3 separate regions of the Mus musculus genome follow, and regions 1 and 2 are each linked to region 3. Evidence: chromatin loops called from intact Hi-C (ENCODE). Cell type or tissue: heart. All regions are shown on one strand. Links, peaks and the distances in the headings refer to the core of each region. The heading gives the core; the rest is flanking DNA.

Region 1 (10,578 bases), core at 1-8,000, 91 kb after region 3:
GCTCCGCTGCTGGGAAGCCCATGCTGGCAGTATGCCCCAGCGCAGAATCACAGACCTGCAGGGACTTTCCCAAGTCAGCTAGCATGGAAGAGTTAGGTGGGAAGGAAGAGGGTGAAACAGAGCTACAGAATAGGGTGAGCTGCGTGTGTAGATCATGGCTAGGACACTGAGAGGGTTCAGATGCTGTGAATCCTGGAATTGGGGGAGCTAGAGTATCTGGACAGGGAGGTGAGACATTGGCAAAGGGCTGTCTGTCCTGGGGATTGAGAATAAGGGGCAAAGAGTAGAGCTCTGAAGGCAAATCTGTGTCACCTGGCTGAGATAAGGGACAAGGCACAAAGCAATCTTGTCACATGTCTCCTGCTCCAAATGCTTCCTTGAAAATCAAGCCTACTCTGTGCAGCTCATGGGGACCAGTGCCACCTGTCCTTCAGTTCCATGTCCTCCCGGTGCCAGTAAGTGTCCTCCCACCTGGGATCGTTTAAATTCAATTTAAATAATTCAATTAATCAAATGGAATGACTGGTTTGTAACTGAGCTTCATTAGTTATAATGATCACATTAATTAACTGAATGTAACCAGATGTTTCTCCCTGGGGAGTGACAAGATAGGTGGATAGCAGTCACATAGTGCAGGCTCCGGGCTGGCTCTTTCTCTCTGGGGCTACAATGTTGCCTGCTGCACAGTAGGTGCTCAGACAACAAAGACCATGTGCCAAGCCCTGCAGAGAGCACAGACAATGCCCCCTCCCCCTGCTGTAGAGATTCCATTTCCCGGAGGAGCCAAGGACAGTAGAGTACCATAGAAGGAGGGTTTGGGAAGTGAATGTACAAAGCAACTGCTCCATACCCAACCCGAGATGGCAGCCACTGCCACCTCCCCAAGTCAAGTTGGTACTCAAAAGAAACAGTAGTCCATGGCTCCCTCTGTACCACAGAGGGCGACTGTGGCTAACGAAACCTGGCTTGGTAGGTAACCCAGTTGCAATGGCGCAGAGCTTGGGTCATGTGGACATCTGATTTCTGGGTCCTGCCTGGTTCTGCTATCTCAAGTGCCCAGAACCCTTCTGAGCCTCTGTGAGCTTCTGGAATGCCTTATTGCCTGCTGCCCAGAGCTTGAAGCTAGGGGGTACTCTACCAAATGTAAGACTAGTGCAAATGCATACCCTCCCGTGTGCTTCCACGAGCTAGTGAAGCAATGGCTTCACAGGCCAGAGTGTGCACATGGCCCTCATGTTGTGGGCCTTGGGAAGCAGAATGGGGACAGAAGACAAACCAGGACCCTCTAGAAAGGCTGTCTTCATGGAGTGACCTCCCTGGCAGGGGTAGGGGACAGTGTAAAGACAAAGCAGATGCTGGAGTTTCCATGGGTATGAGTGGCTGGGGAGAGTCTTAGGCATCCACTCTTACCTTCCGGCTGGCAGATGGGGCAACCTGGATCCTGCTGCCTAGGTAAAGCCTTGCTCGAAAAATAAAACAGGGAAACTGCTTGAGATAGAAAAGAGGGAGCCAGGCAGCTCTCACAGCTTGGGGGGGGGGGGAGGGGGAGATGCAGGGAGGTGGGGCTAGCAGCCACATAACCAGGTGAAAAAAAGTCTTCTCCTGGCCTAGTAGCCCAGTCCCCAGCACAGAACGGGATTGTCCTGGGTTGCAGGACAACACCATAGGATGTCAGAGTGGGGCTGGCGCCACATAAGGGCTGCCTAGACTTCATAGTTCTGTAGGGACCTTACCTTCATCTAGGTCTTGTGTCCCACATCCTGCCTTCCAGGCCTCACGCAAGCCCTGCCTGACCCAGGCTCAGAGCAATCAGACCCTCCTGGTCCAGTCCCAGAGGCAGAGAAGGAACAGAAATGTTGACAGATAACAACTAAGGGAATGATGTAGATTCTTTGGGGAGGTGGTCTCTGAGCAGACCATCTCAGGGCAAAGTACTGGGGAAGGAGAGAATGACACAAAAATAAAAAGCCAGGCGGCGGGGGTGGTAGCAGGGCCAGCTACGATGGGTAGGTCACCTGGAAGGTAATAGCTATTTTTCTCATTACGGTAACAAAGTGCCTGACAGGATAGTTTAAAGGAGGAGGGTTTAACCTTTGGTCCATTTGAGGGTACAGCTCATCATGGCAGGAAAGGCACAGTGGCCAGAGCTTGAGATGGTGCATCCATGGTCAAGAGGCAACAGGAGACAGACACTGCTACCTCATCTTCCTCTTCATCCAGTCCAGGAAACTGCACCATAGAATGGTGCCACCCGAATTCAGAGTGAGGTCGTCCCACCTCAGGGAGACCAGTCTAGAAACTCCATCACTGTCATGCTTAGAGGTTCGTCTCCTGGGTGAGCCAATGGTCAGCGCTGACTGTTACAGGGAAGTTTTGAGGCAGGAGCTGCAGCACAATTCTGAGGGAGGCAACAATGCTGATATTGAACCAAAGCTGCCAGCCCTGACCTCCAGGAAGGGGTGTCCTGTAAGTGCCACGTGTCCTCCAGAAGCCATTCTAGGACAGGCCTATCTATCTGTAGTGTTTGTGCTGTTTGAGGGCTCTTGTGCAACGCCTGAAACAGAAAGGCCTCTGTGTCCATCAGTCCAGAGACATTAACTCCAAGACTAGAGATGCCTGCTGGTTCCAGCCGCTGCCTGATGGGAAACAGAGACAACGGGTACTCTGTAGGGCCCTGTTAGGTTCCTAATCTCCTGGCCCTGACTCAAGAAGTGTTAATAGGAACAAGAGGGGCCTGCCACTAAGCAAGGAGCCTGGGGTGGGACCTTCGCTGTAGCCATGGGGCCATGCTTTGAAATGTCAATGTGATCTGCACACTGGATGGTGGGCTAAGGTTTCCAAACAGTAAAAGGACCGAAACCACTATTTGCAGCACTATAAAGAGGAATGTGCTGTGAGGCACTAGGCAAATTTCAGCAAAGTGAATTATTAAGTCCTTTGGAGCCCCACGTGGTGGAGAATTGCAAATTGTTATCTGTTCTACAGAGCCTGTCTGGTCAGCCGCGGGACACTCTGTAAAGCGCGCTGCACTCTAGAAGTGGAATGGTTTGCCAGCTACAAAGCCGGCTCCCTCAGCCCTGTGTGAACAGCACTGTACCCTGCAGAATCTACAGAGGCTTGCAGGGCAGGACTAGGTCCAGGCTTTGCCGCCTCCTGGCGGCCAGGGAAAAGGCGATCTGGCCGCAACCTAGACTACTGCAAAGAAGAACCTGCGCATGCGCAAGAAGAAACGCCCGCCCACTTTAGCCTGTGGGTACTCACGGCCAGACATTGGTTCTACCTTTATGTTATTCTTCAACGAAAGTTAACCAAGTCCCTTTAAGGATTGGCAGTTTCCTCTTACAGGAATACAGTAGCAGGGCACATGTGTCCTGATGGCGTTGGGACTGGTGGGCCATTCTTTTAAATCATGCCATCCTGAGACAGGACCCACCAACACAGATCTTGGGGGAAAGAACCAACCTATGTCTAAAGGCGAGAGGCTCCGTGAAACTGTGAACCTGGGAAACTACTGCACAGAGGTGAAGGAAGAGTGGTGACAGAGGCCCCATGGGTTCTGGACTCTCCCAGGCACACCAAGGCCCTGCTGTCAAACTGTGTGGGCTGACTCTCCCCATGGCCCACCTGTGCCTGAAGTTACACTCCAGTCTTCTGACTTGGGCATGAGCACATGAGTCCTTCCTAGCCAGGAGTAACCCTCCAGAGAACTGTGGCTGAGTGCCTGTGTTTGTCAAGCTAGGAGAAGCAGTCACTAGATCCTGATGACCTCATAGAGTAGTGTATGGACACAGGTCCTTTAGGATATTGTCCTGAATCCACCAGTGCCTGAGATGACACATTCCTGCTTACAGGAGAACAGGGGTAACGGGGCCTATGCAAGTCTTCCAGGCAACAGCTCAAGAAGCACAGAGCCATGCTGACCTACCAAGGGCATTTATACCAAGTCGCATCCTCAGAGCCTTCTTGTAGGCATCACTACCTGCCCTCGGCCTCAGCTGGCTCTGACTACGTGTTAGGGAGCTCTCTGGGCACATTCTCTCAGCTTACAGCTGAGATAGCAGTGCAAACAATGTGGAGCCTGCTGCTTCCTACCCGGTCATCTCTACTTCGGGGACCATCACTTGGATGAGTGAGTCAGGTTGCCTCTACAGGGGCCTAGCCTAGGTGGCCATGGAATGAAGCACCTCAGCCCAGCACCTTGAGAGCACCTGTGGCCTGTGGCCAAGTCTGAGGCCCTGGTGGGCTGGCAGCCTCCAGGCCCTAGCTATATTGTCCCGGCATGGTCCCAGAGTAAGGATTCCGCCTAGGGCTCCACAACTCCCCAAGAAAGAGCAGGCTTGCCACAGTCAGTCTCACACGATTTTTTTTTTTTTTTTTAATTAAAACAGCAATAGGTTCCTGCCCAGGAAAAGGCTGGAAGAGGCAGGCCTTTCTTCACAAAAATAGATTTTCTTCTTTTTTTTTAAAAACACCACCAAAGTAAACCTATTAGCTTCCAAGAGCTGGTCACACCTGGAGAGTTGTTACAGCTCCCTCGTGGCTTTGAGCCAAGAGCTTGAGCCATCCTTGCAGACTCCAGTCCGAGCACTGGGCGGCTGTGAGCCTGCTGGCACCCAGGGTTAAGTGGTCAGCTCCAAACCATGCAAGAAAACCCAGCAATACCCACAAAGCAAAAGGCAACAGGAATAATAGTTCAAAGGGAAAGGCAGATACCACTAAAGGTGGTAACCAGAGGCTGTCTGAGGACAGTGTGTCCCTCAGAGACCATTGGCCAGTGCTGGGGGGAAGGCCTTGGGAAGCTCAGTACGTCTCTCAGGAAAGTCTTAGGAGATTCATCCCCATAGTGTGTCCTCAGCACCTGAGACAGGATAGAGATGTCCCTGATCCAGGCCACAGTGTACGAAGTCCATTCATTCAGTTGTGATTTAAAATATATATACAACCTGCATGGCATCCAGGACAGTACCAAGGCTATGGCCTGTCCAGAGAGACACCAGCTGCCTGCTCTTCAGAAGCGACAGCGTTTGCCGGGGTACACAGGCCCTGTCAGATTCATCCCTTGGGTAGAGGCCTGAGACCCTGGGAGCAGCAACAGCAGAGGCACTGTGGGGCACATATGGCCTGGCTGGGAGCCCCTGAGGTCTGGTTCTTTGGCACTTGGGACAGCTAGTTGCAGAGACCGACAGGAACAACCCCTTAATTTCTCAAATGCCCAGGAACAGAATGGCAGTAGCTTATGGCTGTAGGTAAGTGCTGCCCCAGCACGGATGTATGGATGCTGGCAGACCAGTGGGGTCCTGGGCCAGTCCCTATGAATCCTCTCCCAGGATCTCCTTCACAAAGGCAGCAATGTCTGTCTTCTTAGTTTTGTGCAAGGTGAAGAATGGGTGTTCCTGGTAGGAAAGAGAGGTACAATTTCTAGGGGTGAAGGGGCACAGGAGAAAGTATAAAGGAGAGGTTCCCTCTTTTCATGCCCCTCCTACCTGGCCAACTCCTGCTGGTCCATCCAGGACCGCTGCCCCTCGAAGCCCTCCAAAACCATCAAAGCTTGTGACTCTGCCTCACCCTCCTACAAGAGTCCCTCCTGCCACACAAACATCTCTTTCCTCAAGGGTACCAGACCTCTGCCCTACCAGACCCTCTACCCTTCCTTCATTAGCAAAGAGCCCATACCCATCCTTCCAGGCTCAGCTCAAATGGCATCTCCTCTAGGAAGCCTTCCCTGATGCCACAGTGACTCCTGTGCCCCACTGTCACAGCCCCGTGCACCTTTCCACAAGGCCTGGGGTACAGGCATGGGTGAAGGTGAAACTACACAAGCACATGCAAGGGCCAGGCAGAAGAGCTACCTCTCTACCCTGGAGTGCAACCCTCTTCCAGACAGTCCCACCCAGCCCCACCCAGCCACTACACAGCACAGGGGACAGGGCAGGTACTTCTCGTGCACACTCACCATCAGCTCCAGGTAGCTCATGCGCTCTGCAGGGTTCTTCCTTAGGCTAGGAAAGAGGGCAGTGAAGACAGGCTCACACGGAGGAAGCGAATCCAGACAGGCTGGGCTTGCCCCCATTGAGCAGCACACTCCTGGGGCTCAGAGATGGAGCAAACTGTCTGGGAGTCTCGCCAAGTGGCTTGGGGTCCGTGGGTACTAACTCTATAGTCTTGCAGCAACTTTCCCTGCCTCTTGGAGACCAGTGGTCTCTATAGTGACCCAGGCTAGGTCTGTGGCACCAACCCCAACATGCTCTGCCAAAACCACAGACTAGATTATCCTTTATCAGAAGGGAGGACTCCAGTCATTGGTTCCGGAACATAAAGTCCAACCAACAAGAGGCAAACTAATCAATGACTTTGTTACTGGTCTCCTGGGCCTGCAGCTTTTCTTGTTTTCTGCTGAGAGGCTTTGACTTGTCCTCTGAGCATCTCTGGGCCAAACATGCAAAACATTGGTTTGCTCTCACTAGTTTCCTCTTAAAAATGTATTTTCTAAATCTCTCTTATAACCCAAGAGTTATAAGAATACTTTTACTTTCCATGCAGTTATTTAATTATGGTTAGAGAGCTCGTCTGTATAACTGCTTTTCTTACTCTTTTGTAACTTCAAACATCTTTTTTTTTTTTTTTTTTTTTTTGAGACAGGGTTTCTCTGTATAGCCCTGGCTGTCCTCTAACTTACAGAGATCCTTTCTCTGCCTCTCAAGCGCTGGGATTAAAGATGTGCACCACCACTGCCTGGATCAAAAACATGACTTTTCTAAAACCTCTATGAACTTTCTGTAATTCAGTAAAAACTTCTAAACAACAAAAAAGCAACTTCATTATGCATTTTAATGTTCCATAATATATGTTACTACACACAAACACACACACACACACACACACACACACACACACACACACACATACACACACAAAATCCCTCTACTCTTTGGGGCTACCTGATTCATCCTTTTCTGCAAAGACTAGAACTAAAAGCTACCACTGGGACTAAAACCTTTTACTCGTGCTGGAACTAGCTTTACCTCCTGCCTTCTGATACCAGGTGGCTCAAGGGTTATCTTGCTGCAGAAGGAGGGGACACAGCCCAGATACTCACCACTGGCTAGTGAAGTCCACAAACTCAGGGGAGAACTGGTCCGCTGGGAGCTGTGGGGATGGCTCCTCCACCACCTGCTTCAGCTGCTGGAACGGTGTGCCCCAAGACTCATAAGGGAATCGCAGAATGGCCATCTCGATCTGAAGTAGGGACAGCAGTCAGCAGGTTCATTTGGTACCCAGAAGCATGATGAGGAAGGGATTTTACCCATAATTCCCCAGCACCCCAGGCCAGGCCTTGGTATGAGGGCTGACACTGACTGCCCTCATACCAAGCAGCAGGCCAACTAACTACTGAAGCTCCTCTGACTGGACTGGCAGACCTAGCTCAGACTAAGGCTCACCCTGGGCTGGGTTTAACCCTTACTGGTTTTTTAAATTTTTTTTTCAAACACTCTAAAATTGGATGATTTGTATTTAACAACTTGGGTTCCAGACAGCGTGTCAAACATGAGGAGTGGCAGCCACATACACCTTTCCCATAAGGTGGCAGTAATCAAAGTACCTCACTGGGTCCAGTCCTAAGCCCCTGTTGGCCCAGCTACTTCCTCTTCAGTACCTCCCCAACACAGACTTCAATATCCAGGGCCACCTATCCAGCTGTTGTTTTTACTAGTTAGGCCAACAGGGAGTGGCGGACTCCTGCATGGATACCTCCTGACGGGTGCAGTGGAAGGCCTCAGTGACAGGCTGTGACCACCATAAGGAATGGAGGAGACCTCTATAGCAACTGCAACTGGCCCTACATAGAGCACTAGAAACTATTCTGATGAGGGACTTTCCTGTCAGGTTCCATGCCTTTCCAACCAACGTGGGAACAGCATGAATGGGAAGACAGTGTGTGTCACATGTGTGCCCGCCCACAGGACAGAACTGCATGCAGCATTTCCAGAATCTACTGCAGGACCTTTCTGCAGACTGCAAGAGAAAGCTCAGTAGCACCCATATACCTAACCAAAAAGCACCAGAGTATGGACCTCAAACATCTTGTCTGTTTTTGGCTTTTCCAGACAGGGTTTCTCTGTGTAGCTCTGGCTGTCCTGGAACTGACTCTGTAGACCAGGCTGGCCTTGAACTCAGAGATCTACCTGCCTCTGTCTCTGCCTCTTGGTATTAAAGGTATACATTACCCTGCTCAGCCTGATGATTTTTTTTAAAGAGTTTAGAAAAAGATAAATAAAAACTAACTCAACACAAAGACATATAAGACAGTTTACCTATCACAGGACCCCCCGGGAGCCAGCCCCCTATAATGACTGAGCGTCAGAGACAGCAGTGGAGATGGTGACACCACTCAGGGCCTTCTTGGTTCAGAGTGTGACCTGTGTCTGTGCAAGGTAACTCCCTTGTATTCTGAGACACAGGAAATTTGTGTGCCCAGAGCTCCCAGGGCAAGAGGGATGCACTGAACCGTACCGTTGCAGCATTTTAAGTGGAAATGTTGGGCCAAGGATAAACATAAGTGGTGAACCTGGAGGAAGAGGTCCTAGAAGACAGTCCAAGCCTTGCTCCTGTTCCTGGGGCCTGAAAACCCTACTGTAAAACCCTGCCTTCAAGATAAAGCCTCTTTAAAAATAACAAAATGTCTTCCCCAATAGTCATGAGATCAATCATGGGAACTTGGACAGTCTCAAAACATTTAGGCAGGAGGAACGAAGAAAGTGGACAGCATATCTTGGTAACTGTGACTCCTGACGGTCAGAATGTCCCTTTCTGTTAAATATCTTTGCAACGGAAGATAGACTATTCTTGCTATATCATTTTCTCACATGTGTTCAGTACAGAAGTGTCCCCATCTTCAAAGAGTTTAACTTGACTGTAACATTTTGCTGGCTAGTTTTGTGTCAACGCTACACAAGCTAAAGTCATTTGGGAAAAGGGAGCCTCAACTGAAAACAGGTGTGTCCCGTGTGTCGTTCCCCCCCCCCCCCCACAGACTGGCCTGTGGGCAAGCCTGTGCATTCTCTCAATTGATGTAGGATACCCCAGCTCACCATAGACACTCAACCCAACCTTTGGGCTGGTGATCTTGGGTAATGTAACAAAGCAGGCTGAGCAAGCCAGGAAGTAGCACTCCTCGTGGCTTCTGCTTCAGTTCTTGCCCGGATTCCCCTTAGTAAAGGGGTGCAACTGGAAAGCTGTAAGCCAAAATAAACCCTTTCCTCCCCAAGTCCCTTTTGGTCATTGGTTATTGTTTTATCACATTAATAGGTGCATCGGAGCTCTCGGCCAGGCAGTTCTAGAAGGCAAAAAAGTCCATCCCCACACCTGGACTTAGCTTTGTCTGATCCAACTCAATCCTAATGGTCTGGGCCCTGCTCCTCCCTCCAAACCAAGGGTCCTTTCAGCCTCCACAAGCCAGGATCTACAGCCTCATGCTACTGAACCTAGAGAAACACAAAAGGAACCTACAGCAATAGGTTCCTATTTAGGGGGGGACCAGGCACTGTTTTGGTTTTTTTTGTTTTGTTTTTGAGTGTTGGGAAGGATATTGAGACAAGGTCTCATGAAGGCCAAGCTACCCTCTAATTTATTATGAAGCTGAGGATAACCATTTAAAAAGGATGCTACCATAGGAATCATATCACAGGAAGGTGCCATCATGCCCAGCTAAGAGTTTGCCTTCTTGATTTACTTGCACGGCAACAACTAAGCTTAGCATTGCCTGGGATTTCCTGATCTACACCAGTGGCTCTAGAGAAAAGGCTGAAATCACAGGATACAGAGAACAATCATGATGGTCAGGAAAGGGTCCTACAACTCCCAGATATCCTTGTACTCATATAGAAATGTTTGATGGAACCCACAGACCCTATACAGACAGACATCCATCCCAACAGGCCAGCAAGTGCTGAGCCCAGCCCCAGACGTACCATGGTGATGCCGAGGCTCCAGACATCAGACTTGACATTGTAGCCCTTCTGATTCAGTTCAGGGTTGATCCTCTCAGGCTGCAAGAAAGACCAGAAGGCTTGAACACCCAACAAGGCTCCCTCAATTAGACCTTTTCTCTTCTACACCAAAACAGAATACCATTAGGTTCTCCTGCCTGCATGATATAGGCCAGCAAGAGCGAGAGCCAACCCCTGCCTTCCCCCCAGGCCACCAGTCTTAAGGATCCCCATGTTCCTAACAACAGAGAACACAAGTTCATCCAAACAGGGATCATGGAGTATAGGTAAATGGTGGCAGGGTCTCTAAGACTGGAGGTACGGCTGGAAATAGCCAGCCCACTGCACAGAGGCAAAATCTTGTCCTGGTCTCCACCTTGCGGGGATGCCCTGACTCACGGCCATGTAAGGCTTGCAGCCAGCATCCATTGTCTTTGCCACAGAGTCCACCAGGTAGCCACTGATGCCAAAGTCGCACATCTTCACATGCCCTTCCTTGTTGATGAGGACATTGGATGGCTTCACATCTACAAGAAGAGCAGACCTTTCTCAGTCCATGCCAAATGGGATGCTACCTTCTCCAGTGCCCTGT
Region 2 (10,583 bases), core at 1,757-9,756, 67 kb after region 3:
GGAGGTAGAGGCAGGAGGGAAGTGAGTCTTAGGCCAATTTCTGCTATACAAGTCTGAGGCTAGCCTGGGCTACGTGAGACCCTGTCTCAAAACAGAGACCAATGACAACAAAGTTAATCAATTAATTAAAAAGTAATAAGGGCTCAAAACCAGATTAGGCAGAACACCAAGTGACAAGTGAGAGGCCCATCTCCAGTCCTGTCAAGATAAAGGAGGGGAAGGACAAGGAAGGGGACGATGACCCACCGGGATCATGACAGCGACAGCAGTCTAATAGTGAAGCAATCCAACCCCCCTCCACACCCACTCTCTTTCACACGCTCATTCACTCTCACATACACCCTCACATGGAGAACCAACCTCCAGGGTGGGGGTGGGGGGCCGCGTGCCATGCGCTGGGGGCGGTTTCAGCCTTGCCAGCCACACTTTATAAATTTTGCATCATCTTGGCTATGAATAGCTCCTTCTGCAGCAAGGCAGACAGATCAAAGGGAGAAGAAGGGCCCGAGGAATGCTGGGGGAGGGTCAGGATGTACACTGAATCCCTAAAGAAGCTTTAGAGCCTGAGGGAAGGTGGGTGGTGTGGTAGGGTTGAAGGAGGGGGGGGATGATATCCCTTCCCACCCCACAAGGTGCACTTCCAAGACCAAGGTGAGGTTCCACAGGAGTTCCCAGTAGGAACCTGGAAAACCTGTATGCTTCCAAGATCATGGAATAGGGAGCCTGGAGTGGCACCTGAGTTGGCCTGAGGCCCGGATATCTGGTCAAGTAGAGGCTATTTTCAGATGAGCACCATGAGTCCCTCGGCCAGTCAAAGGGAATGCATGATGGGGCTCGGGTGAACTGACAGGGAGGCGTAACAGGAAGTGAGGTCCAGTGAGGTACAGGTCAGAGGTTAGGGAGGTCCCCAAAAGGCTGATGCGCTCATGACCACTTTCATAGCATCTGTGGCTAGGAGACCTGGGTTCAAATCCTAGCTCTGTCCTTTCTTAGCTGTTTGGCTTTTGGCCAAATCCATGACCTCTCTGTACCTCAGTTTCCCCAATATTGGCTTAGGAGTAAGTAATAAAAACCCTGGAGCTGGGTGGTCGCCCAGTGCAGTTCCTGGCCCCCAGCTGATGTCTACCGGAGGCATCGCCTCCCCCCAGGCCACTTTGCCACCCCACCTGACACAAGAAAAAGCTGGTCCTGCTCCAGGCCACATGAGCACACATTATCCCATGCCACCAGTGTTGTGGCTTGCCCATAAGAGCCAAGGAAGCCACTGGCAAACAGCCCTTCCCACCCAAGGGGAACCCAGTTTTTGAAGCTTACAGACTACCTCTGCCTGGCCACCCATCTATTTATACCACCATCTCATGTCCCCAGCTCAGGGTCTCTGGCCACTCCCAACCATCTGTCTCACTGGACTGTCATAAGCATAAATGTTCCCAGCCACCTGGGTTGGTGACACCTTTACTTTGTCTAAGCGCCTGCCCACACTAGGAGCTGCTCTACTACATCTGCTCTCTGAACAGCTCCTCTGAGGGAAAGGCCATTACCATCCCCAGGGCTCCTGTGGGCTGACGGAAGGGAGGCAAGGCACAGGCCTCAACCACGCAACGGGTGATGTCAGCCATGGCTCTTACGTGCAAGTGCTGGGAGAGAGGGTAAGTCCCTCCTGTTCCCTGGACCTTAGTTTCCTAAGCAATATCAGACCTAGGGTGCAGAGATCCCATAGCAAGACCTATAGAGTCCAACCCCAGCCTTTTGCTTGCTGGCTGGAGAGATGAGTACCCAGCCCAGCATGCACTTGTCTTCCTGCCTCCCAGACCTGGAGCCTGAGAGCTGAGCTTAACACTCAGTAAGGGCTTGGGAGGTAAGACAGAGCAGGGTTTCTACAGCTAGGGACAGATGAGAAACCCAGCCCCTCCAAGGGACCAGTGAGCACCCACCTGACATTCTTTTTTGGCTTCCTGGGGCTCTACCTAGGAAACTTCCTCCAAAATAAGACATGCCCTCCTTGAGGAGAAAAGGGAAAATAGATGAACAAACCCAGGAAAGCTGGCCTTACAGAGTCACAAGGGCCCCATCAGAAAAGCAGGTGCTAGGTGAGCAGACTCCCTCACCCACAGAGCTGCTTGGGGGAAGGGGTGGTGGGGGCGGAGGGGGTAGGGCTTGGGGGACTGGGGGTGGGGAGGAACGGGATACCACTCTAGCCTGCCAAGTTTCCTGGGAGTTCTCAGGAGGGATGGGCCTTTCAACCCCTTACTCATACTCCTGTTAGTGACCCCAATAAACCTCTGATTCACCAGGTGGGATCTGAGTGACATCGCTGTTTTGGCCTGTTATCCATGTCCTGTGTGGGGTGAGCACACATTTACTCTTATCTCCCCCAAATCAGGCAAGATCGGATTACCACCATCACCATCACCCCCACCCCAAATGTCTTCTCTCTTCTGCTGGCCAGGTCAGAGGGAACCTCAGAGATGCATGTTTCTGAGATTGTTCCCTCAGAAGGGAAAGATGGCTGCACTGTCACTCGGAGCCCATTTCCCAGGCTGGCTCTGGTACTTGGGATGTTTTTGGCATGTTTGTCTTCAGAGTTCTGCTACAGCCACTTCCTGCCACTGAAACTTACAAGCTATGTGACTCTGGGCACATGGCTTAGCTTCACTGTTCCTGTTTCCCCAGCTCCAAGACAGCAGCTGACAGCCGCTGGCATGGTGCCGTGGCCTCACGTCCCAGCCCCCCAAATCTGGTCAACTTGGTGTGTGTGAGCAGGACCTCTCACTGATGTTAGGGCCCCTCCAAAGCCACATTCATTTTTCTTTGCTTTATTACAGAGTCTCCTTATGTAGCTTAGGCTGCCCAGGAACTGGCGATTCTGCCTCAGCCTACAATGTTGGGATGTCAGGTATGGGTTTCCAGGGTTTGCACCTTGACTCATTGTGCAAACTTAGACAGACCACCTCACCTTTCTCTGCCTCAGTTTCTCACCTTCAAGACAGGCTCAATGCATATCTAACCCTAGACTCTCATCATGAAAATTAAGGGATGGAAATTAAGAAAAAAGCCCAATCACCAGTCCTGGTCCTCTTGTTGCTGACACTGTCATTTGTCCCCAGCCCTGTACCTCCATCTGGGGCAGGCCACAGGCACTCGGCTCAGATGGGAACTCTCCATTCCAGACACATTAAATACTTCTCTATGGCTGTGATTAAACACCACGACCAAGACAACTTAGAGAAGGAAGAGCTCATCTGGGTTTGGAATTCCAGAGAGATACAGGTCCATAATGGCAGAGAGGCAACACACGTGTCAGGCAGAACAAACAATCAGAGATCGCGTCTTCAGGCACAAACACAAAGAAGAAAGAGCAAACTGGAAGTGGAGCAAAGCTATGATGGCTTCCCTCAGTGATGTAACTCCTCTAGCAAGGCTGCCCCTCCCATAACCCGCCCCCCCCCCCAACAGTACCACCTACTGGGTGCCAAGTGTTCAAATACTGAGCCGATGGGGGGTATTTCTCATTCAAGTCACCACGGAGCTGACGAGTGCCTCATCCCACTGCAGCTGGCATGCAACAAACACATCAGATAGGAAAGCAAGGCTGGCAGACCACAAGCGCTCAGCCATACCCCTGGCCAGGAGAGTCTGGCAGCAGGATCCTGCTCCTGCCCTTAGGTCTGGGCTAAAGTCTTGGATGTGATGTCTAGAGAATTTTTTTCTCATGTGTTGAAGGCTTTGATCAGGACAAGCCTACCTGCCCACACATTTCAGTGTGGGAACCTGAGGTCACAGCTCACTCGGGAATGGCTCACACTTGAGAGTCAAGCCCAGGTGGCCCGGGACAGCTGCAAAAAACCAAACACAGCTGAGTTCTAATTCCAAATCCACCTCAGACACACAATTGCACCTACTCTGTGACATGGCTGTTAGGAACAGAGCTAACAGACCACACAAGGGACCAAGGGTTCAATGAGAGACAGCCCCTGTTGCCCACAGCCACTGGCATTTATAAAGGCATGTTGAAATGTGTTTCCCATCCACACTGCACATTATGAACTTTCTGTCTGATAGATCAAACCCCTCACTGACTTCAGACACCTTGGAAGACCTGTGTCTGACCACCTACCTGTTTCTTCCATCAAACCTTCCAGGCACAGACACTATGGCTCTGGTGTTCTCTGTGGTGCCAATAGAATGAACAGAAGGCCTGACACATCAGAAGATCTTAGATCATGAGTATCAGTGGGAAGGATGGCAGCGTTCACCACGGATAAACTGCAATATGGCTGCTGTCTTAATTAGGATTTTATTGCTGTGAACAGACACCATGACCAAGGCAACTCTTGTAAGGACAATATTTAAGTGGGGCTGGCTTACAGTTTCAGATTTGGTCCATTATCATCAAGGTGGGAACGTGGCAGCGTCCAGGCAGAAATGGCACTGGAGTTGCTGAGAGTTCCACCTCTTATTCCAACGGCTACTAGGAGGAAACTGGCTTCCAGGCAGCTGGGATGAGGGTCTTAAATCCCACACTCACAATGACACGCTTCCTCCAACAAGGCCACACCTACTCCAACAACCACACATCCCCATTCTGCAAGTTAGTAAGTTGTTTTAATTGGGGGCAAAGCCATCTGGAATATGAAGAGAAGTATGAAGCTAGGACCGGGGCTGATTAACACACTCTGCCAGCGCTTTGGGTTACACCATCAAAAACACTATTAGGGGGCTGGAGAGGTCGCTCAGAAGTTAAGAATGCTTGCTGCTCCTGCTAGAGTTTTGTTCCCAGCACCCACAGCCACCTATAACTACTGTTATAGGAGATCCTACCTTCTGCTTTCATAGGCACCTGCACACTTCTGATGTACATATCTACACTCAGGCACACACATCCATGTACACACACACACACACACACATAGCTCATGTGTGACATATTGTAGAGATGCTCAGGCCAAAGGCACCTTCTAATGGCTCCTAGCCTCTTGCACTAGATGCTTAATGCGCAAAGTATCACCTTGGCCCCAGAGAGAGGAAGGAAGAGCCACCAACTTTTCCATACTACAGGAGGGTGGCTTCTGCCTTGCCTGTCCAGCTGCTCAGTAAGGCAGCTGTATTCCTACCCCAAGGGTGGAAGGGGTTGGTGAGCCAGAGGAGAAGGAAGCCAGATCCTCAGTCCTAGATTCCCACCCAGCTGCAGGGGACTGTGCAGGGACAGAGCAAACTTCTCCAACATGAGTCAAAGGTGACTTTGTCAATGCAGCCTGTTCTAGTGTTGCTTAGATAGGGCCTCAGGGGGTGTGGCTCAGTGGCCTTCAGTGGCAAGGCTCTGGGAACCAACCAAGCACTGCAAAAGACAACACAGCACAAGCCAGCAAAGCCAAGAGTGAGCTAAGCAGAGAAACGCTGCCATCGGGATTCCCACAGTCACACCTCAGCCTGGCTGTGGTGGAGCTGGCCAGGACAGTGACCAAGCATGGCCGAAGCCCACCCCACAGCCATGTGGTCACCTAGAAGGCAACTCAGTCCTTGAGTTCCTAGCCCCAGAGGCAGAGAGGACTAGGTGAACTCGTGCTTATAGCTCTTAGCTGCATTCAGCAAGTCTTGTAAGGAAGACATTTAAAAGGAATCAAAAGGGATCAGGAAGGTCAGAAATCTAGGACAAAGACGAGGGTGGGAACAGGGAGCACCCCTGCAGCGTCGAGTTTCCTTCCAGGGACAGAGAGTTCAGCAGTTCAAGCACTTGGAACCTTAAACCCTGCAAACTCTGCCAGTGGGCGGCAGTATCTCAAGCTAAAGGTTGGATTAAGGGCGTGGCCTCCCACCTGCTGCTCCACACAGACCGCCTTTGGCTTTACTGAGAAGGCAGAGAAATCAAAGCAGGGGGCGGGATGCTGGGTGTGTGTGTGTGTGTGTGTGTGTGTGTGTGTGTGTGTGTGTGTGTGTGTGTGTGTGTGTGTGTATGTGTGTGTGTGATGCATTTACTGCAAACAGCAACCCTGGAGGAGAGGAGGCCTCAGGTTCTACCGGAAGTGTAGATCCCATGCCCTGGCTTATGATGACTTGAAACTTAAAGTGGGATTAAATTAGACCATCACCCTTCTAAGAAACAAGATACCAGCTGGGGAAAGTAGGAAATCTTTCTCTCCATAGGGAAAGATGGAAAAACAAAATGGAAAGAAAGAATCTCTCCTTGAACCCACACAGAGGTTCTGGGAGACACCGCCAGTAGGTGGCTTCCTCCCCAAAGCAGCACAGCAGGCCTCTGGGAGATTCATGGGGTGGCCAGATTGTGCCTGGAGAGGGCGTCCCAAATGGCTCAGGATTTGGAGTATCTAGACAGGTTCTATTGGAAGTGATTCCAGTGCCTCTCTGGTCCCAACCCATTGTATTACTGGGCTACCTAGAAAGGACAGAGGCCTATTAGGCCAGAAGGCTGTGGGCAGGGAGCCCACAGGTGAGGCTGTCGCAAAAGGCTGGCAGAAACAGGTTTGAAGAGAGAGAAAGAGAGAGAGAGAGAGAGAGAGAGAGAGAGAGAGAGAGAGAGAGCTAGGTCATATGTAAGCAAAACAAGCGATTTTGAGGAAATGGGAGAGCCAGCATTAGTGAGAAGGGAGTGAAAGAAGGGAGAGATGGCGTTAGCTGTTTGTCTATCTCTCCTGCACCTCCCAGCCTTCCTGCTGGAGAGGCATGGTCATGTGACTTAATTCAGTAAACACTCCAGGCTAGGACAGTTGAGGGGTCAGACACTGCCTCCCTCCACTATCTCGAAGGGTCACTGTGGAAACCCTTTGAGTCACAAGAGGGAAGTGAGGGTCAACATGTGGGTAAGGCCTCAGACAGTCAGTTACAACAGGGTAAGACTGGTCCAACAATCATCAAAACTGTGGGCTTTGTTATTACAAAGTTTCTGAGCATACCCGCTGGAACACACACATACAATTGGAGCCCCACTAACCGTGTCACTTTATAACTGACTTTAAAACTGTTTAAAACATAGCTTAGCTGGGTTTTTGGTTTGGTTTGGTTGTTTTTTGGTAGTGATAGGGATTGAACCCAAGGACTCTTGCACATGAGGTGAGTGCTCTAGCTGTACCCCTATCAAGAAGACCCCACAGGGATTTGAATGGACAGTTGAAGCTGTGGGAACATCACCCCAGTCATGACATAGAGCACTTCCTGCACCCTGAAGGCACCTTCTGACCATTTGCACGTGATCCCTACCCACTGGCAAACTTGACTTGTGTCCTGTATGGTTTGCCTTTTTCAAAAATGTCATGTGTGAGGGATTTCATAGCAGGACCACAGTTCTCTGCGAAGAGCTTCATCGCACCCCTTGGGAGACAGGTGCGGAGGCCCCTCCTTTTCAGTGCTGAGTGCTATTTCCACAGCACAGCATACCAGTGTGCTCACCACTCACTCAGCAGCTGCTGGTGCTTCGGCTGTTTCCTGTTTGCTTATGTAAATAAAACCCACAGGCAACATTTAGCCCCGAGTTCACACGGCCCCACGCTTTTATTTCTACTGGGTTAAGGGCTGCGATTACGTTTTCTGGTTGTGCGATATATGCATATGTGCCTAGCCAAGAGACCATCAGAATGCTTGTCAAAGCAGCTGCACCATGCTGCCCTCCAGCACGCAATCTACCAGAGCACTGTCTGCTTTTTTTTTTTTTTTTTTTTTCATATGAAACTAAATTCCAACCCGTCCCCAGACCAGTCTCTGGAGAACAATTCAGGCACTTTGATGCTTGGAGCTGTCCCCTGCTGCTTAACATTTAGGTCACTTCCATTTTTTTCCTGATTACAGACGTGACTGTGAAGGGTGTCTTGTATATGAATTTTAGTGCACAACTCTGGTTGTTTCCTAAAAGTGGGATTCCTTGGTGAAAGAATGACTTGTTTATGCGCCTTCTTCAATGAGCCAGCACACATTGGAGAGGAGATGGGGGAGATTTCCATCAGTCTGATTTGTGTTTTCCCTTGCTTTCTTTCTAGTTTTTATGTAGCGCTCTCTGCTCTACTTAAGACACATTTTATCCAGGAGCACATTCGGCTGTGTTACCATCCAACTTGTCAACCTGCGCACAGTGGCTTCTGTCTCTACTGTTATGCATCTCTACCCAGAGGCTATCAAAACAGTCAGGTTTTTACAAAGGTCTCAATCTTCATAGTTAGCACTTTACATATTTATATTTAACTGTAAAATACATGAGACAGCACAAGGATATGGCATATGCATAAGTTTAACAGAAAACAGCAAGAAGGGGGGAGAAAGGAGGAAGGGAGGGAAGGAGGAAGGAAGGAAAGGAGGAAGAAGGAAGGAAGGGAGAAAGAGAGAAAGAGAGAAAGAAAGAAAGAAAGAAAGAAAGAAAGAAAGAAAGAAAGAAAGAAAGAAAGAAAGAAAAGAAAGAGAGAGAGAGAGAGAAAGGGGAAAACACTCTCAAAAATCTTTGTGGAGTAAAGGAACCACAGAGGACATGATATTGGCAGCATCCTCTGCCTGCAGAATGTAAAAGGAAGTAGAAATGACCCATCTGGCGTTTAAAGAGGGAACTTTTGAGGGTAAGGTGGGAAGAAAGTTGAGGGTCGACTCAGGGCTTCAATGGGACACTATTTCTTTAGGCAAGAGGTGGACCTCTGGGGTTCATCTTGGAGTTAGGTTTAAATAGATATTCATTTCATACACTCTTTTGGATATCCATACTGTGTGTGGCGTATAAAGACTGAGTTAGGATAAAATATACATGACAGTTGGCCCCTTGTCTTAACTGTTGTGAACATGTGGTGCTGTGGTCCTGGATGTAGTCACAATGCTGTGTGGCCATCCCTGCCTTCATCTCTAGAGCTCCCTCCTTATACTGAAACTCTGGGCTTATTGAACCCATCTCCCAAAAGCTCCTCCTCCAGTCCAAGCTCCACCCTTCTCCTTTCTGTCTCCATGAGTCTGATTCCTTCGTGGGTCTCTATGAGTGGAATTTGATTGCATTTGTTTGCATGGTTGGCTTGGGTCAGAATTTCCATTCTTTTTAAAGATAAGTAACATCTCATTGACTGTATCAATCATATCTTATCTTTTTGTTGGTCGATTAACTCCACTAGAATTTTAGAGAATTTTTTTAAAATTAGCTTCTTGATTTCCTATATGACTCTTTAAAACCAGGAAGATATGTGGTGGGTGGTGTGCGGCAGGGGTCAGCAATCTACTTTGTGAGAACTTTATCTCATTGCATAAGTTTTTGTTTTTGTTTTAAACCTATTTTGGGGAGGGCAGGGTAGGAATGCTAAAATAAGATGTATAGTTCTCAAATATTAATTAAGCAACTGTTCCTTGCCTGGTACATCTCTAGGACTTGGGTGCAGTTCTACAAAGGAGAATAAGGACCCTCCTTACTCTGCCACAGACTGGTGCCAAGGCTGAAGAGACTGGGAAAATTGTGTGCCAAAGGAGGGAGTTGCCACTCCAGCTTTCTGGGGTGTTCTTAGAGTAGGCCTTCTGGAGGTCTTCTTGGTTTTGAGACCTTACAAGGATAAAACCTGGGCAGGGTGAGTGGGACCACTGAGTGGGAGCACTAAAAGCAGAAGCATGCATCATTATTTAGATGGTATTTATCCCCATCCACCCACATATCATTCATCTATTAGAGGCTTGGTCCTCAGTGTGGTTATATTGGGAGATGGTACCTTGAAAAAATAGGCTGTTGATTGTTGATGGAGCTGTAGGAAACTGTAGTTCTCGAGACCTGGGTAGATTTGTGAGAGTCTGGGTATAAAGGATCAGGTTGACCCTTCCCACTCTGGCTTCTAGACATCTGCCATATGACAGCTAAGGGACCCTCACCAGGCTCAAGCAGGTATTGATGCCATACTCTTTTTTTTTTTTTTAAGATTTATTTATTATATGTAAGTACATTGTAGCTGTCCTCAGACACTCCAGAAGAGTGTATCAGATTTCCTTATGGATGGTTGTGAGCCACCATGTGGTTGTTGGGATTTGAACTCGGGACCTTCGGAAGAGTAGTCGGCGCTCTTAATCACTGAGCCATCTCGCCAGGCCGATGCCAGATGGCATACTCTTGAACCTCTAAAGCTGTTAGCTAAATAACCTTTCTTGTATGTATCACCCACATGTTATGTTGTAGCAATGGAAAATAGCTACATTTACTCTAGGATTGTCCGCTGTTTCATAGTTTACTAGTCAAAAGTGTTCAGTTGCAGGTAACATAATCTCTCAACCACACTGCTATGATCATAAAGACATTTAATTACCTCACATCAAGAAAAGCTTAGTCAGCCCTCAGGAGACAGAGGCAGGCTGATCTCTGAGTTCAAGGTCATCCTGACCCACATACAGAGCTCCGTGCTAGCCAAAGCTATATAGGGAGACCTTGTGTGGTGGATAGTTTTATGTCAACATAAAGTCATCTGCCAGGGGGGAACCTCAATTAAGAAAGTGTAGGGTTCCCAGTGGGGTCAAAGATCCTACAGCACTGGGTTCTATAAGAAAGCAAGGGTGGGTATGGGGGACCTTTGGGATAGCATTGAAAATGTAAACGAGGAAAATACCTAATTAAAAAAAAAAAAAAAAGAAAG
Region 3 (10,583 bases), core at 1,581-9,580:
GAGCAGAGATCATAAAACACAGCGAAAGGACAGAACAGAGCGGGGACACTGTGGGTAGAAAGGTTCAGATATGGGGGTGGGAAATAAGGAACTGAAGAAAGCAAAAAGCTATCTGGAAACACAATCTCACAACTCAAATGAAAAACCCTAACAGTGCCTGCTTGCTGAGGCTTTGGTGGGCTCTTAGTAAGTAAGTCAACACGTGGCACTGCCCAGAGAAAACCCTCTGCCCCTCAACACACCCGAAGGGGATAAACATAGGTGACAAGAAATCACAGAGGGGACAATCCTCCAGGGTAAGTGGGGTTGGCAGTCTGGGCATAGGGTGTGGGTTAGTCAAAACTAAAGAAGCAGCCTTATAGAAATCCTTGGGTTTGTAAGCCAATTAAAGTAGATAATATCTTTTGAAAGAGTTTAAGCAGAGGTGCCCTGTATAAGTGGACAATTCTGCTCCCAGAAGACAGGAGTTATTAAACAGTCCGGTATTTCCTCACTACGCCCCTCTCCCTCCCCCTCAGAATGCTAATGTATATTCTGTGCTATTGTATGCTGCAAGTATGTAATTTGCTTTTTTATTTTACAGGGATTACAATTGGGAGATTACCTTAAGTCTCAGAAGAGACTTTGGACTTTGTGCTTTTACACTGTGAAAGACTATGGGGACTTTTGAGGTTGGACTAAATGCATGTTGCATTATGATATAGTCAAAAGCCTATGGAGGCCTGGGAGGAGAATGTTATGGTTTGAATTAGAATATCTTTTATAAGCTTATGTTTGAATACCTGGTCTCAGTTGATAGAACTCTTTGGGAAGGATTAGGAGGTGTGGCCTTGTTAGAAGAGGTGTGTCACTGGTTACAGGCTTTGAGATTTCAAATGATTCTCTCTGACTGGCTTACTCTTCCTCTCCCCTGCCCCCTTTCTCCCCCTCCTTCTCCCTCTCCCTAGCCCTCTCCTGCTCGCTCTCTCTCTCTCTCTGCCTCCTTGTTTTATCTCAAGATATAAGCACTCATCTACTGCTCCAGTGTCATGCCTGCCTGTCTGCTGCTATACTCCCTGCCTTGATGGTTATAGATTCACCCTCTGAAACTGTAAGCCCAATAAAGTCTTTCTTCTCTAATTTGCCTTGGTCAAATCTCTTCCCAGCAGTAGAAAAGTACCTAAGACAATAAGTAGCTGTGAGCGCTCAGTTACAGATGGGATGTCTGTATGAACTTCTCTATCCAAGGTCAGGAAACTTTGTCCCAGAGGAGGCAGAAAACATGTAAGAGCCAAAGGATGCAGAGGAGAGCCATAAAATGTCTTTGAGGCACAGCCTGGCTGTCTCATATAGCTGCTGAGGGAGGGAGCGTCACTTTTTGAAGATATGTCTGCTGGTAGGTTGTCTATCTCCAGTGTGCATAGAAGCAACTAACTGGACTGGGGATGATTAATAATAATAATAATAAACATTTAGAAGACAAGAACTTGAGAGGGGGGTAGTGGTGGTGAGTGAATAAAATGAAAATATATCATAAATATGTACAAATTAAAAAAAAACAAATGTTAAATATTCTTTGTAAAGAAAGGGCTCGGGCTGGTGAGATGGCTCAGTGAATAAGAGCACCCGACTGCTCTTCCAAAGGTCCAGCGTTCAAATCCCAGCAACCACATGGTGGCTCACAACCATCCATAACGAGATCTGACTCCCTCTTCTGGAGTGTCTGAAGACAGCTACAGTGTACTTACATATAATGAATAAATAAATCTTTAAAAAAAGAAAACCCATCTTAAAAACAAAAACAAAAACGGGCGGTGGTGGCGCACGCCTTTAATCCCAGCACTTGGGAGGCAGAGACAGGCGGATTTCTGAGTTCGAGGCCAGCCTGGTCTACAAAGTGAGTCCCAGGACAGCCAAGACTATACAGAGAAACCCTGTCTCGAAAAACCAAAAAAAAAAAAAAAAAAAAAAAAAGAAAAGAAAGGGCTCAGGTGTTCAATAGAGTGCACAGAATTAGAGCCCAGATACCAGTGAGGCTCACAGGACTTGCAGTGTCTCATGAGTCACATGACACAGTCTCCAAGAGGCTCTTCCCAGTGCAATGCCCTTCTCTGCTGGTCAGAGCTCAGTGAATCCTTCAAGCTCAGAGATGCCTCCTCCTTTCAGTCCTTCAAGTTTTCCGTTCCAAAGCACCCTGCCTGTCTCTCAGGCCTTGTACCCTGGACTTTGCTTCTGCTCAGTACACCAGAAAGTTCCTGGTGGGTGGCCAAGCAGCATTGACAGAAAAAAACGAGACACAGAGATACCCAGAACTGGACGTGCCAGCAGAGGCCATGAGGCTGGGCAGTGGCGTGGTGTGTCCCAGGAAATCTGAAAGGTAGTATGCTAAAACTGAACGTGGTGGAGAGATGGAGGAGAAGGCAAGATCACAAAGGCTGACAGGATGAGAAGGCAGTGGCTCCGGGAGGGGCCCGTCTTGCTCGGTGACATGGAGCTTCCTGGCTTCCCCTTCTTCATGTACCGAAGTAGTTAAACCCCAGCCTAAGTGACTCTTGGAACAGCTGCTAGGTCCCCTACCTTCTCTAGTCTCTCTCTAACACCTACAGGTCCTTCAGTACCCACCTTCATTCCCCTATCTCCTGGACTCCCCTCTGTCACTAGGATCAGGCCAGCCTAGCTTTTCGAGGCTACCCTGCCAGGCCAGGGCCTCCCCTGAGGATGAGGCCTGAGCCTGACTCCCCTCAGGAGCTCCAACGTGAGGCCTGTTGGGAAGGTCGGTTCTGTCCTGTGGCAATAATGCTCTTGGATGTTGCATTTAAGAGAGCAGCTGGATTCTTTTCATGCCATTCTTTCCATGACCTCTGTCCAGCCTTGGAGAATCTGTCTGGCTGACCACCTGTCTGGCTGTCCATTTTCACAGGTACTCTCATCTTCAGCTCTCCTCTTTCAGACACATCTGCCTAGTCCCCAGAACACCCTCACCCGTGTCTAGAATTGCTAGGACTCTTCTTCCATACCGCTAGCTGGCCTTCCAAGAAGCCAAGAGAAATGAGAACTTTCGATTTAAGCATGCCCGCCGACCCCAAAGTTTCTCCCCACTTTAATCCTTCCACACACAAAAAAAGGTGACCTGGTGTGGTGGTTAATCTTGTCAACGTTGCTGGTTTTAGAATCACCATGGAAACACACCTCTGGGTGTGTCTATGAGGATGTTTCTAGAAACGTGAGGGAAGACCCATGCTGAAGACAGGCAGCGTCAGCCAAATGGCTGGAGTCCTGGGTTAAGTGAAAGGGGAAAGAGCTGAGGACCTGCATCCTCTCTGTGCTTCCTGCCTGAAGACCCCATGTAACCGCTTGTCTCACCCCTGCCACAGTCTCCACTGTGATGAAGACTTTCCAAATGTGAGCCAGAATGAGTCCTTCCCCCTTGAAGTTGCCTTTAATAGGCATTTGTCACAGCATCAAGAAAAGTTAACTAATTCACCTAACCACTTCCTGTCAGGATCTATCTCGACTGCTCTGCTTCCAAGCTCTGGGTCCAAAGGACAGTAAAGTGTGTGGCTCTGGCTATGGGGGACTGAGTAGCCCTTCCCAGAGCTCCTCCCCTGCCCCAGCACTGCTGGCTGAGGCAGCACCAGGCAGCAGCAGGATCCTACCCACACCAGTCGATACCATCTCAGTAAGGAGTGCAGAGCTCCCAGCGGCCTTTGTAACAAAAGCATCCTGCTGAATAAGTGGACGGCAAATGCACCCAGCCTGCGAACAGTTCAGCACACTGCTAGAGGCAAGGGTAGGGACCAAAGCCAATCTGTGAGCCCACAGGATAGCCTAGGACCCACGTCTGTGCCCTGTTGGCTCATCCCTTCCCCTGTTGACCCTGAAAACAAGCACTGGACCTATGCATAGTGTATCATGAATAGGGAAAGACTCTGTCCTCTTGATGCTTCTGAGAGAGAGGGAGGGGCAGGGAGGGAGGGAGGGAGAGAGAGAGAGGATTTCAGAATAAGGCCACCAGTGCAGAAGGCACGGCGCAGAAGGAGCTATATAGCCACACATGGTGCAGAGAGCCAGAATTAAGAGACAAGAAGTGAGGTTCCATCCAGGCAGATGCTAAAGCAAACAAAGGCTCTGAGACCAGGATGGACTGCACAGTGCATAGTATGAGAAGGGGTGGGGGTGGGGCAGGAAGGGGCCCATTGGGAGGGCAACTTGGTGCCCTGCCTTTGGACACATGAACCACGCTCAGTCTCCCAGATCAAATCCACAATTGGAGTTTAGCTTGCTCATCTCCACCCCCGAAGTCCTTCCCAGGCTGGGGGGGGGGGACCAGGAAAGAACATGAAAGTGGGGAGATCCACAGAAGGTAAGGAAGGGGTGTCACAAGCACCTGTCCCCTCGGCGTTACTTTGTCCAGTGCCACGATGGTACTGCTCTAGACAACTGCTGTTAAAGATGAGACCTGGGAACCCCACCCTTCAAAGGTGAAAAGTGGGTCCCCTCAAACTGTTCCTGCTCTACCTGTCACCAACCTCAATACTAAGCTTTCTGCAGCCCTTCCAGCACCACAGCTGCCTGCATACACAGCGGGGTGGTGACTACATCAGCTTGTGGCAGCCCACAGTGCTGGCCATTAGGCCAGATCACAGCCCTTGACAGCTATGACACCCTAGTGGTCCTCCTAGGGTCTCTCTGGGCCTAGGATCTGGTGCCCCCTTAGGGCCACTGACCACGCTGCCATCTTTTCAGAGTGTATTATAGGATGCCACCACCCTTTTACAGAACCTGAGGCTTAGGAGGCAAGCACCGTGCCCACAGCCTTGGCATAGCAGGGGTCGGGATCCGGGGCTCAAGAACTGCAAGGAGAGAGACCCAGAGTCACTGGCAGAAATCCGTGCCACAGGCTTGGCTTAGCACCACTTCCTACAGGAAGCCTTCTCAGACTGTGTGCCTCTCAGTTAGGGAGCTAACTGATGCCACGTGGAGGCAGGAGCTGCCAAGTGCCTGAGTTGGTGCCTCAGGCCCTGGTGTTTCCCTCCTGCTGACCCAGCCCATAAGCCTAGACTTCAAGAAAGTGGTCAATCTGAAGGGAACATGGGCTTCACTAGCAGGTCTCTGTCCTGAAAGCCCCAAGGAAACAATCCTGCTTGGCTCAAGGGGAGTGAGAGCTTCGCTCTGGCCTCTCAACAGCCTTGGCAGTCACTTCTGGGAAAGGGAAATCTCCATTCCGAGGCGCCTGGCTCTAAGCAGGCTGGTCAGTTCATACCTGGGCTGTGAGTCTGGGTGAAGCCATGGGACACCCTCTGGAGCAGCTGGTGAGGCTCTCAAGTGAATAAGGCTGCTCCTGCCTGCCCTCCTGCCACCTGCTGCACCTTTCAGGGAAGATGCTAGGCTGGGGGCTGGGGGTGGTGGTAGGGCCTTTCTACATCAGCTCCTGGTTGTAGCCTGCTCTAGGCCACTCACTTTCATCTCAAAGGCATAGTATATGTGATGAACCTTTGTCTTGGGTTTCAGATCTTTTCTTTAAAAAAAAATCTATGTCTGAGTCTTCTATGTGCATATATGGTGCATGCCAGAAGAAAGCGTCAGATCCCATTACAGATGGCTGTGAGCCACCATATGGTTGCTGGGAATTGAACTCAGGACCTCTGGAAGAACAGCCAGTGCTCTTTACCAGCTGAGCCATCTCTCCAGCCAATGTTCACATCTTTAAAATGGACCTAAGCAAACTGCCTCTCAACCACAGCAATTGGAGCATTAATGGCATTGCTCTGTGCTAAGTGCCTAGGGCATCTTTGAGTGCACAGCAGATGGCATGCACTGCCATTGATATATGTAGCATCTTCACTGTCACATGGCCTGAGGCATGGTGCATGCTCTTCTAGAACATTCCCCAAGATCAGGCCAAGGGCTTGGAAGCGGGGAAACTTATTCAGAAGATGGCAGGGAAGCATACACAAGGAATTTGAGCCAGGGTGGCAGCATAGCCAGTGGCCCCAAGGGGGCACCAGACACTAGGCCCAGGGAGACCCTAAGGGGACCTCCAGGGTACCATAGGTGTCAAGGGCTGTGATCTGGCCTAATAGTAAGTACTGTGGGCTGCCACAAGCTAGTGCACTCGCCCCACAGCTGTGCATGCAGGCAGCTGTGGTGCTAGAGAGGCTGTGGGATGGAGCCTGAGAATCACTTGGCACAGCCAACAGCTCTTGACTCATAGAGAGGTCAACATATCTGTGTGCAACTGTCAACACGCGTGCAATCTGTCTGCTTTTGCATGTGCATGAGCAGATCTGCTCACGCTGGTGGTGCCGTGCACACCGGGACTCTGTGTCTGCTCTTGTGTGTACACATGGTCGTGAACACATACACCTTGTTCAGGGCTAGGCAGTAGGGCAGATGCACACACCCAACCCAAGCGATGCTGCAGGGTAGGAGAGAGATGGTGTGGTCACCTTGGCAACAGGCAGTATCTGGCTAGTCTGGGACAGCTTTGGTTCAAAAGAAAAAAAAGGGGGGGGGAATCCAAAAAGAGGCTTCATGAAAAAAAAAAAGGGAATTGGGGGTGGGGGTTTATCCCAGCAGCCCCAGACCAAGTGGACCTAGCTGAGTCCCTAGGTATAGAGTCCTTTCAGAGGCTTGGAAAGCCCACTCGGGTACAGCCAACAGGGGTTAAGTGTCCTAGGGTAATGCTACTGGAGGAGAAGGGGGCATGCTCTCAGGGTTACTGAGCCCCAGAAGGCACTTGGCACTCTGTAAACACAGGCATGCTGGGCCGTGCCTGCACAAAAGTCACCAGCTCTGACAATTAACGCACTAATTGCACATGCTGTCCACAGCCAGTGCATTAGCCCAGATCATGTGGTGATTTATTCACGAGAGCTTCCATCTCCTGTCTGCCCCCAGCTTCTAGCCTCAGCTGCCTCTCTGCTGGGCGAGGAGGCTGGCAGGGAGCAGACACTTCCCCAGCCTTGCTTGAAAACCTTGCGTGCTGTTTATGTTCCATCAGATAAGAGTGCTCAGGACGAGACCTCCGGAGAGCCACTCCCAGCAGACAGTGGCAGCTGTAACCTCCAGTCTGCCAGCGACAGCTGGGAAATGCCTCTTCTCCAGTCTGAGGAAGTGGGGTTTCTGAGGTAGCCACTGCTCAAGAGCCCGTGGCTGCAATCTTCAGCACAGTAATTGAAATGGCCCCAGACTGCTACCCTGCGTGCAGAGCACGGCCTGCAGGGAGATTCAGAAGCTACCCTCCCTTGATAGAAGAGGAAACTGCTATTCAGAGATGCCAAAGGACTCACTCAGAGCTAGACAGATTGTAAGTGTCAGAGCGTGTGGCTTTAGAGCCAGTGTCATTAAGGTCCTGTCCTTTAGCCTCTCTAGCTCAGTTCTGAGGGGTTGGTGCCATTAGGACACTTTAAAGACCAGGAAACTGAGGCTCCGAGAGCTAGAGATTTGCTGTGAGGTCACACAGATAGGAGAGGAAGTAGACACGTGACTTTGATGAACAGTGTGCTTCCCATGCAGGCTCTGGATAACACCCACCCCCCCCCCACCCCCAACTGTGACCCCAGGGCTAAAGTCTCCAAAGCACCTGATTGCAGCGTCAAAGGAGCTGTGCCAGGGATGTGAGAATAGCTCAAGGTGGTCAGCGCACTGCTGCCCAAGTCACACCCAGGGAGGGTGCCCACCCCTGTGCCTCTGAATACCCCATCCACCAGCCCTGGAGGCTAGCTTAGTTAGCTGTGACTACCAGACCCAGGACAAAAGTATGCAGGACCCCCAAGTCAGAGCAGCAACTTCAGGTGGTAATCACAGTTACCATTCTCAAAAGACAGGCCCCTCCCTCATCCAGGCTAGCACGGGACCTGCAAAGCAGCATTAGCTTAGAGAGTGGACCGAGGCCCCCACATGCTCCCTAGAGCACCCTGAGGGCCTCTGTGGAGATGCATGGGAATGCCAGGTCACTCTTACTGGGCCATAATCACCTTGTTTGTGAGGCACCAACTCTGTCTTTGAGGGCTAAGGTAGACATGAGGACTGACCATCATGCACACTGTTCACAGAGCAGGAGGCAGAGCAGGCAGCACATTTTGGAGATCAACCCTGGAATACCTTGGCTGTGTAACCTTAGGTCCCCAGTCACCCCTCTCTCAGCCTGTCTTCCTGTCTGCTGAAGATTCCTCCCAGGGCTCTGACAGACAAGGAGTCTGAGTTTTGCAGTCCCCATCACTGTAGTGGGCACCTCTGAATGACTTCAGCTCCTGTCTACCTCCCACGGTTCTAGAGTAGCTACAAGCTAGACCTGGTAGAGGCCCAGGTATAGCAGTGGACATCTGGGACTGGCTACTTAGGCCCACAACCTAGCTGTTCCTGTTCCACACAGCAAGGGAGGGCAGAGCACACTGTGGAGATGACTCTGCCACCTCGTGGAGAGATTCCAACCACTCCCCAACCTACACCAAACCCCAAATGCTCTCTGGGCTAGTTCACAGCTTTTACTCCACGCTCTGCTGCTTGGCCATAGAAAGATCTCTAGCAGGTCGCTCGCTATACCTCTCCTGCCTCAGTTTCCCCAAGCCGAAATTGGGCATGATTGTAGTGAGGACCTCCAGGTTCATAAGGAGGTTAGTGTTGAGCCTGGCAAAGAGAACTATCACCATCTTTATGCCAACTGCCATCATTTCTGCCTACATATTTTGCTGTAGGCCTAACAGGGTGTAAAAAGTTTCTGGAGAAACAGATGGACATTTTCTGAGAGTTCCCCCTTGACGACGCCTGCTCCTGTAGCACACGCCTGCTCCTGTAGCACACGCCTCCTGCTCTTGCAGGGCCATCCCTCCCAGAATGCCCGCAGCCTGCCTACTGTCTTCTTCCCACACTTAGCTTCCAGCCAAGCTTCTGGTGTGGACTCCTCTGTGGACTTCTTAGTCACCAACAATGTGAAGGCACACCAGGGCCTCCCTGAAGATTTGCAAAACAGTAATCCAGAGCCTTGTCCCCAGATACCAAATACACTGAAGCCTTAAAAGAGCAGTGTGAGCCAGGCACGGGCCTTTCCTAGCACTCCCGAGGCAGAGGCAGATGGATCTCTGTGAGTGAGGTCAGCTTGATCTACTGAGTGAGCTCCAGGACAGCCAAGGCTGTTAGAGAAAGGAAGAAAGAAAGAAAGAAAGAAAGAAAGAAAGAAAGAAAGAAAGAAAGAAAGAAAGAAAGAGAGAGAGAGAGAGAGGGAGGGAGGGAGGGAGGGAGGGAGGGAGGGAGGGAGGGAGGAAGGAAGAAAGAAAGAAAGAAAGAAAGAAAGAAAGAAAGAAAGAAAGAAAGAGAGAAAGAGAGAAAGAGAGAGAGGGAGGGAGGGAGAGAGAGGGGGGAGGGAGGGAGGGAGAGAGAGAGGGGGGAGGGAGGGAAAGAAGGAAGGAAGGAAGGAAGGAAGGAAGGAAGGAAGGAAGGAGCAGTATGAGGGAGATATTGAACTTTTAGAGATTTACAGACAAGGAAACTGGGTTACAGGGAACTGACCTGCAGATACTGGAGATCTGGAATAGACTACTGGCCTGGACCTCAGCCCCTTCTCTACTCCAACGCAGTAAGCAGGACAGCAATGGCCGTCACTAGTCACTAGCAGTGTCCACACTGACGATGGCTCTGAGCTTAGAGAAACCACATTGCAGGGGTCATAGGTTTCAGTGAACCATCTCTGAGAGTCAAAAACAGTGGAGACAGACCCAGAAAGTAAAGCCCTGTACACCCCTGACCGCTGTGGCCTCATCTGTGAAGTGAGAACTGAAGGACTCGGGCCCAATGCCCTGAACAGAACAATACCCAGAAGTCAACTGTGAAATGACAAGGTAGAGCTCCTCCCAGCCTGTGCCCACCAGCTCCCATCACACCCCACAGGGCACTACAGTACTTGAGCTGGATTAATGACCAGCAGACAGTGCTGGGCCCATAGCAAGAACATGGGAGCAAAGGGAAGAACTTGACCAAAGGAGAAGCCACCGAGGTTAAGGGAGTGGGAAGGGGCCCATGAAAAACAAGGTGACATTCCAGGAGAGAGTATATGAAACAGGTCATATTCAGGGAGACACCAAGGATGGACAGAGTCATGCAAGGCTAGTCCTGGGGTGTAGCCAACCATGGGAACACTTTGTGAGCCCTGAACCTGGGCTCTGAGGGCTGGACCCTTCAATCGTGGCTCAAGAGAATACCAGAGGCCTCAGAGAATCCTTCAAGCCTCTGTGAGCCTGTGGCCTCCTAGGCAAAGGACTAGAGAACTGAAGGACTAGCGTCTTGCAGGGTTGTGATGGACATGCAGTATGTCAGCACACATGAGCTTCTAGAGCCGTGGTTCTCAGCCTTCCTAAGGCTGCAACCCCTTAATTCAGTTCCTCGTGGTGTGGCCCCACCACAACCCTCATAAAATTATTTTGGTTGCTACTTCATAACTATAATCTGGCTACTTTTAAAAATCATAATGTAAATTCTGTTCCCCAACAGGCTTGTTTGTTTATTTTCTTTCTTTTTTGTTTTGTTTGTTTTGTTTTTCAAGACAGGGTTTGTCTGTGTAGCCTTGGCTGTCCCAGAATTCACTCTGTAAATCAGTCTAGCCTGAA

The links. A loop is a pair of places that touch in the nucleus more often than their neighbours do. Peaks named below come from ENCODE experiments on the same cell type or tissue, not always from the same donor. Only the 100,000 strongest peaks of a DNase experiment are listed, where the experiment ranks them.
Region 1: a loop joins it to region 3, with 8 times the contacts of the local background. A loop is called at or near these places in 12 of 42 quality-filtered maps.
Region 2: it touches region 3 in a loop (2.1-fold over the local background); 2 of 42 quality-filtered maps call a loop at or near these places.

What each region holds. Positions count from the first base shown.
Region 1 is chr11:60,946,579-60,957,156 of GRCm38, reverse strand. Map2k3 (mitogen-activated protein kinase kinase 3) reads right to left here. Exons shown (of 12, transcript NM_008928.5): 8 at 10,386-10,513; 9 at 9,969-10,046; 10 at 7,097-7,236; 11 at 5,954-5,999; 12 at 4,346-5,393. The coding sequence ends at 5,310. Among named protein-coding and RNA genes, the nearest start is that of Map2k3, 20 kb to the right of the region's middle. In heart, for the core only: a CTCF peak has its summit at 3,150 (motif pointing left); DNase peaks (open chromatin) are centred at 2,486 and 3,146; H3K27ac peaks cover 562 bases.
Region 2 is chr11:60,972,099-60,982,681 of GRCm38, reverse strand. It overlaps Gm35681 (a long non-coding RNA gene), which reads right to left and starts at 3,673. Exons shown (of 3, transcript XR_879910.1): 1 at 3,467-3,673. In heart, for the core only: CTCF peaks have their summits at 5,708 and 6,260 (motif pointing right); a DNase peak (open chromatin) is centred at 5,331.
Region 3 is chr11:61,039,289-61,049,871 of GRCm38, reverse strand. All of the region lies in intron 1 of Kcnj12 (potassium inwardly-rectifying channel, subfamily J, member 12), which reads right to left. Among named protein-coding and RNA genes, the nearest start is that of Kcnj12, 22 kb to the right of the region's middle. In heart, for the core only: CTCF peaks have their summits at 6,025 (motif pointing right) and 8,403 (motif pointing left); a DNase peak (open chromatin) is centred at 6,091; H3K4me3 peaks cover 462 bases; H3K27ac peaks cover 1,040 bases; H3K27me3 peaks cover 760 bases.